Linked DNA regions of Mus musculus: region 2 is linked to region 1. Evidence: chromatin loops called from intact Hi-C (ENCODE). Cell type or tissue: left cerebral cortex. All regions are shown on one strand. Links, peaks and the distances in the headings refer to the core of each region. The heading gives the core; the rest is flanking DNA. Region 1 holds the start of Farp1 (FERM, RhoGEF (Arhgef) and pleckstrin domain protein 1 (chondrocyte-derived)). Region 2 overlaps Farp1 (FERM, RhoGEF (Arhgef) and pleckstrin domain protein 1 (chondrocyte-derived)).

Region 1 (2,899 bases), core at 212-2,711:
TTCTTAAGGTGTGATAATTGCTTGAATTTGCTTTCCTTTACTGGGCCTGGTGGTTCAGACCGAAATCCTAATGCTTAAGAGGTAGAGGCACGAGGACCAGTCTGGGCTACATGAGGAGACTTTCTGGGGAGGAGTGGGAGAGGAATTTAAAATCGAGTGCTGCTGCTCTTGGTGGCAGTTTGACCACTACACTTAAGAAAATTACTGGCTGAAAATAGCTCACCCATACTTGTAAAGCCACACACAGTTTGGCCACAGAGCTAGCTTCCAACCCACCCATGATTCTCTCTAGCAAATCGCCCAAGGCCTGTCTGGTTCCCCAGAGGCCAGAGGGATTTTGCAGCATGCAAGAAACAGCCCCAACCCTCCGCAGACTGCTTTTGACTCCCATGACTTACAGGTGCCCCTCTCTGATAATCAAGCTTTCATGTCTTCAGCCTCCCTCCCTAGCCACAGAGACAATTTCACTTGGTTAAGTTCAGTTGTAGCTCCGTTGTAGTTGCGACTGAGGTCAGTGAACTCCTCCAGGGTGGAAAATGACCGGAATCTGAGCCAAATTGGCTCTAGGGGCGGGTCCACACTAGCCTCTGGATCCGGCAGAACAAGGCTTTCCTGTGTTCCATACGGTCAGTGGCCCAAGATCTTTCCCAGACAGAGACAGGGAAGAAGGACGAAGGAAAAATGGCACCTAGTGGGTGGGGATAGTGATTGAAAGTCACCTAGTATCGTGGGCCTTCTGATCATGAATCTTCCGACTATATCACCAAGTTCTGGGGGAAAAAAAAACGGAATCAAATAACTGCAAGTCATTCTAAATCTCGCCACACTAAGCAGGGCATTCTGCTGTCCCTGGTCGGAGAGAGGTGGGGTTGGGCACTGTCCTGGGATTCGCTCAGGTGGTGGGCACTGAGCCCGAGCAGCATCAGAGGTGGCACCTGTGTCTCTGGCATTGAATACCGCGCCGCTTAGGGTGGTGCCGGAAGCCTGCGCTAGTGGCCTGGAAGGGGTGGGGGGCGGAATTCGTGGGTCTTTGTAAAACGCTTTCCACGTGATGTCGTAGTTCTCTGTCAGGCTTCCAAAGGCGACCTGCGGAGTCAGTGCCACGAATCTCCCTCCGGGCCTCCGCATCCCGCTGGACACCAGCGACTAGCGCTCGCGTCTCCGCGGTGGCGCTTCTTCCCGCTCTTGGCTTGGTGGTGCAGCTCAGACACCAGCTCTTGCCACACGCCCAAGTAAGGCACAGCTCCAGGGTGGCGTGGCCCTGCCCACGGTCCACCTTTCTGCGCACCTGCCTCCGGGGCGGGGCGGAGCGGGGCGGGGCCGCTGTGCGGGCGCAGGTCACGGCTCGGACGCTGGAGGGGGCTGTGGCTCTCCGCCGTCCCCAGGCTGTGCCCAGGCTCCCCCTGCCGAGGGCTCGGCCCAGGCCCTGGGAGGGGCAGTGGTGGCCCTCATTTCCCGCTCAACAGCCTCGGAGGCGGCTGGTCCCGGCGCGGGCGCAGCGGCTGCGGGGAGCGGGGAGCCCGGAGAAGGTGCGGGGCGGGGACGCGGCCACCGCCCGCTCTGCGCCGCTCCTCCCCACGCGAGTGGCGCTCGGGCCGGGCGTCGAGGCGGCCGCGGCGACCCGGAGCTCGCTCCCCACCCACCCCGCCTGCTCCGCCCTCCCCTCCGCCCCGCGCCACCTTTGATGGCTCGGACCTCGGCCGGCCGCCGCCTGCCTAGCTCGCGCGCCCGCCGCCCGCGGGGACCCCTCGCTCGCCGCCGCCGCGCCCTCGCCAGCCTTGCAGCCCGCAGCCCGCAGCCCGGACCCGGAGCCACCGAGGTAGGAGGCGTGCGGCGAACAATGACCGCGGCGGGAGGGCGGCCGCCTGGGTGGACCGGGCCGCGGCGGCAACTTGTGCGAGTCCCCGCGCTCGCGGCCCTGGGCGCCGGCCGAGCTGGCTGCGGAGTCCACGGGAACGGTCCTTTTTGTAGCCGGCGGCCGCAGGCCCCGCAACAATAGCAGAAGCCACGGTTCCTCGGGCACCGGTGGAGCTCACCTCCGCGGACCTGGGCTGCGGGGCTCTGAGCTCGTGGGTTCTCCCCAGCTTGGCTTCCTCTCCTTGGGCGCCCCTCCCCCGCTTCCTCCCATCCCACCCTGCCGGGTGACAGCGCCCCCGACGCCTCTTCCGGACCTCAGGCTGCAATCTCGGCTCTGGAGGTCCGTCTCCCGGCAGCACGGGTGCCGCCGTGCCGCCGGGTCACTGCATCTCGCCCACGGGCGGCGAGAACCTCCCGGTGGGTGACAAAGAGGAACACGCCCTCTTAAGTTAGATCTTGTTTCTCTTTACTCTCTGCCTTATGGAGGGGGAAGTTTCCCCCTCCCTTTTTAAAGCACAGGATATATATTATTATTTTTGTGTGGGGGGACGGGGAGTTCAGAACTTCTGATTGTGATTTTTTACGATTTAAGTTCGGAAAACTTTAGCCTTGTGATCCATCCGGACCCCGGTGAGTCTTAGACCTAGGGGTCGTGGAGGAGTACCAGATTCCTTGTTGGGACCCGGAAACCACGGCTGGCAGGGATTTTCTAGAGTCCCCCTAGAAAATAGGGAGGTAGGGCTCACAAAGGAACGAGGTTTGAGACGTGCTGGTGAAGATGTGGGAGCGAATAACTGCCTCTCATCTGGAACAGTTTACCAGGCTCAGCTTCTCCTCCCCTCCCCGGCTCCGGCTCCGGAGTTCAGTGGCCTCCGGCTGTTTCATTTATTTTTGTTTCAGCCTTCCTCCGTGCTAGTTTACCGCGTTTGACAACCTTAAACCTGGCCCCTGCCCATGGTTTACCCTCCAGACTTCCAATCCCTCCCTTAGTAGGCAGCGTTTTCTGACCATAACCTCGACCCAACGATGGGCCATGTTTAAT
Region 2 (2,899 bases), core at 264-2,763, 150 kb after region 1:
CTTCCGCCAACCTTGGACTGAAACTGTGAGCTCAAATGAATCTTCCCTTCTTTTAAATTGTTTCTCTTGGTATTTATTACAGTGTTGAAAACCTTACCAACACATTAACATTAATTATTATTATTATACTTTTAAAGGAAATTACAAAAATAGGTCTCCAAACAAAAAACATATATCTAATTAATCCGTCTATTTTCTACAAGAATAACTAAAATTTTGCATACTGTTTGTAGCGAATTTTGCTTAGTCACTACAGGAAAAGTCCCTTCCAGAATTCACAGCCACCTAATTCAGTCTTCCTGTTGAGTATCAACAATCAATTTTTTCAAAGCCCATATAAAGAAATCAACGTCAGAGCACTTAAAACACTTGAACCAAAATAGAATTTAGCCATCTTTATAACTAATATACATCCTGAGTTTCTGCTCAGCTGAGCTATGGTCTCAAGGGAGTACACATAAGTTGGGTTTTCTGCTTGGTTTATACTTAGATGCGCTGGGAAAATGTTCTTTTGACATCAGACTTAAGAGTTTCAGCTCTCTCTCTCTCTCCCTCTCTCTCTCTCTCTCTCTCTCTCTCTCTCTCTCTCTCTCTCTCTCTCTCTCTCTCTCTCTCTCTCTCTCTCGGTTTTACTCTATATGTATAGGTGTTTGGCCTGCATCTATATCTCTGCACCAGGTGCATGCAGTGTCTCTGGAGGCCAGAAAAGGGCCTTGAATCCCCTGGAACTAGAGTTACAGGAAATTATCAGCCATCATGTGGATGCTGGAGTTGAACTGGGGTTCTCTGCAAGGGCAGCCAGCGCTTGTCACCACTGAGCCAGCCTTTCTCCTAGTTCTGTTTGATAGCTCAATCTTATACAATGCCCACTGCAAAACTGGTTTCACGGTGCCAGGTGACTCTTGCTTTGCTTTGTCTTTTAATTTGTGGCTAAGACGGGAGACAGAGAATCAGCTGAAGTGACTTAGTGCTGATCTTTCATGAAGGCACTCCCATTTTTTGTGAGGCAGGCAACCTTGGAGCCCTGCAGTCAGTCTGTGGGATTTGGCAGTAGGAGCAAACAAGATAGGGTCCTTGCTGCCCCTCTTCTCCCCTCTGCCACTCACATGACTGTTAACTGTGTAGTGGGTACCCCTGGCATTAAAGTCTTCACATGAATTGTGACTGTCTGTAGGCTCTTACCACACCTCATCTGATAATTGGTCAACTGTTAGGTAACAGTATCCTTGCATAGTCTTCGCCCCTCCCATACACAAGTCTTTAGACTTAAAAAAAAAAAGGTACACTATTTGGAGAGGAAAATGTACTTACTGGGGTAAATTCCGCTGTCAGCTGTGTTGACCACCCGGTGTCCCTCGGAGACCACCTTTCTCTTGTCACATTCTTCCCCCACCCTCTTGTTAACTTGGATCACTAAAGACCCTGGACGCTTCAGGAGTTGGGTTTCTGGCATTTCGATGCTGGGGGTATTTCAGTGAGGTGTTTGACGTGGGCTGTCCAGTGACGTTATACAGGCCCATTGGCTTACATTAGCTGCCTTGTAACTCTTTTGTTTGTTTGTTTGTTTGTTTGTTCGTTCGTTTGTTTGTTTGTTTGTTTGTTTGTTTTTGAGACAGGGTTCCTCTGTATAGCCCTGACTGTCCTGGAACTCACTTTGTAGACAAGGCTGGCCTCGAACTCAGAAATCCGCCTGCCTCTGCCTCCCCGAGTGCTGGAATTAAAGGTGTGCGCCACCTGGTGGGCACTGGGGCCTTGCTTTATTGACTCCTCCATGACTCTCTTTCCTGAGGCAAAAATAAACAAGCCAAACTCTCCTCAGCCAACTAGATAGAGAATGGGAAGTGGGTACTGTGAAAACCCGTACAGATATTCGCTGGGAGCAGGTGAGCCTTAGGAAGCTATCCCTGCAGGACCGCAGTTAACGTTCCAGGAAGATCTGTGGAAATGAACTATGAAGAGTATAATTTCTGCACCTGATGACCAAATCGAAGAACCTTTTGCTTCTACATTTCAACATCGTCTCCCTATGATCCTTGAAAGCAGTGCTTCTAGAAGCATCTGGTCATTCACACGGTAGTGTTCAGTCTGTCTTCATGGCTCCCAGGTCCCTGGTTTGATTAATAAAATCACCAGAGTGAGGCTCTCTGTCACTGACCTCTTTTTCATATGCTGTTTATGGTACTAGGTTGTCTATCCAAGAAGGTCACTAATGTCACCTTCTCCTGCCTGAGTCATCAGCGTGCGGCGTCAGCTCGGCCAGGCCGACCACGTTAGGTGTACAAACGTAAGCAGCACTGGGCCAGTTGGTTTTGTTTGTTTTTTGGGTGAGTCAAGGGTGACTTGAGAGTGGGGTTAAAAATAGGCAAGCTCTGTATCGCTCAGCCATTATGTTCAGCAAATCAGAATCTGGCTTCCTTTTGGTTTGGCTTGTTGGCGCTTTTGCATTGAATACATGACTGGGTGGCTGCATGTGACTGTGCAGAGGAGCACCTATGTGCAGGGTAGAGCAGGACCTCGTTACTGCTCTCTGCTTTAGTTCCTTAAGATAGGGTCTGTCGTTGAACCAAAGCTCACTGCTCCGGCTAAGCAGGCTGGTTAGTAAGCCCTTGAAATCTGCCGTTCTCTGCCCTACAGTGCCAGGGTTACAGGAATGTATGGCCTTGAGTGGCTTTTAATGTAGGTGCCCAGGATTCAAATTCAGGTCTTTACCCACTGAGCATCTTCCCAGCCCCAGGATCTGCTTTCTTAATCCATTATTATACACTATTTTTCAAAGGCATTAGTAAACTAGGGAGGCACATACAAGTCCAGAACTCTGAAGATTGCCCCGTAGTATTTATCTTAACATATACATATAGCGTGTCCTGTTTGGTCTTTGGAGCTGCTGTACAGAGGTATT

What was found. Hi-C counts contacts between places; a loop is a spot of excess contacts. Peaks named below come from ENCODE experiments on the same cell type or tissue, not always from the same donor. Only the 100,000 strongest peaks of a DNase experiment are listed, where the experiment ranks them.
Region 2: a loop joins it to region 1, with 2.1 times the contacts of the local background. A loop is called at or near these places in 4 of 42 quality-filtered maps.

The regions. Positions count from the first base shown.
Region 1 is chr14:121,034,107-121,037,005 of GRCm38, forward strand. Farp1 (FERM, RhoGEF (Arhgef) and pleckstrin domain protein 1 (chondrocyte-derived)) reads left to right here and starts at 1,468. Exons shown (of 27, transcript NM_134082.3): 1 at 1,468-1,819. In left cerebral cortex, for the core only: CTCF peaks have their summits at 1,365 and 2,138; DNase peaks (open chromatin) are centred at 326, 603, 1,279, 1,824 and 1 more place; H3K4me3 peaks cover 2,500 bases; H3K27ac peaks cover 2,500 bases.
Region 2 is chr14:121,188,298-121,191,196 of GRCm38, forward strand. All of the region lies in intron 2 of Farp1 (FERM, RhoGEF (Arhgef) and pleckstrin domain protein 1 (chondrocyte-derived)), which reads left to right. Among named protein-coding and RNA genes, the nearest start is that of B930095G15Rik, 59 kb to the right of the region's middle. In left cerebral cortex, for the core only: a CTCF peak has its summit at 1,747 (motif pointing left); no DNase peak of the experiment used is centred there.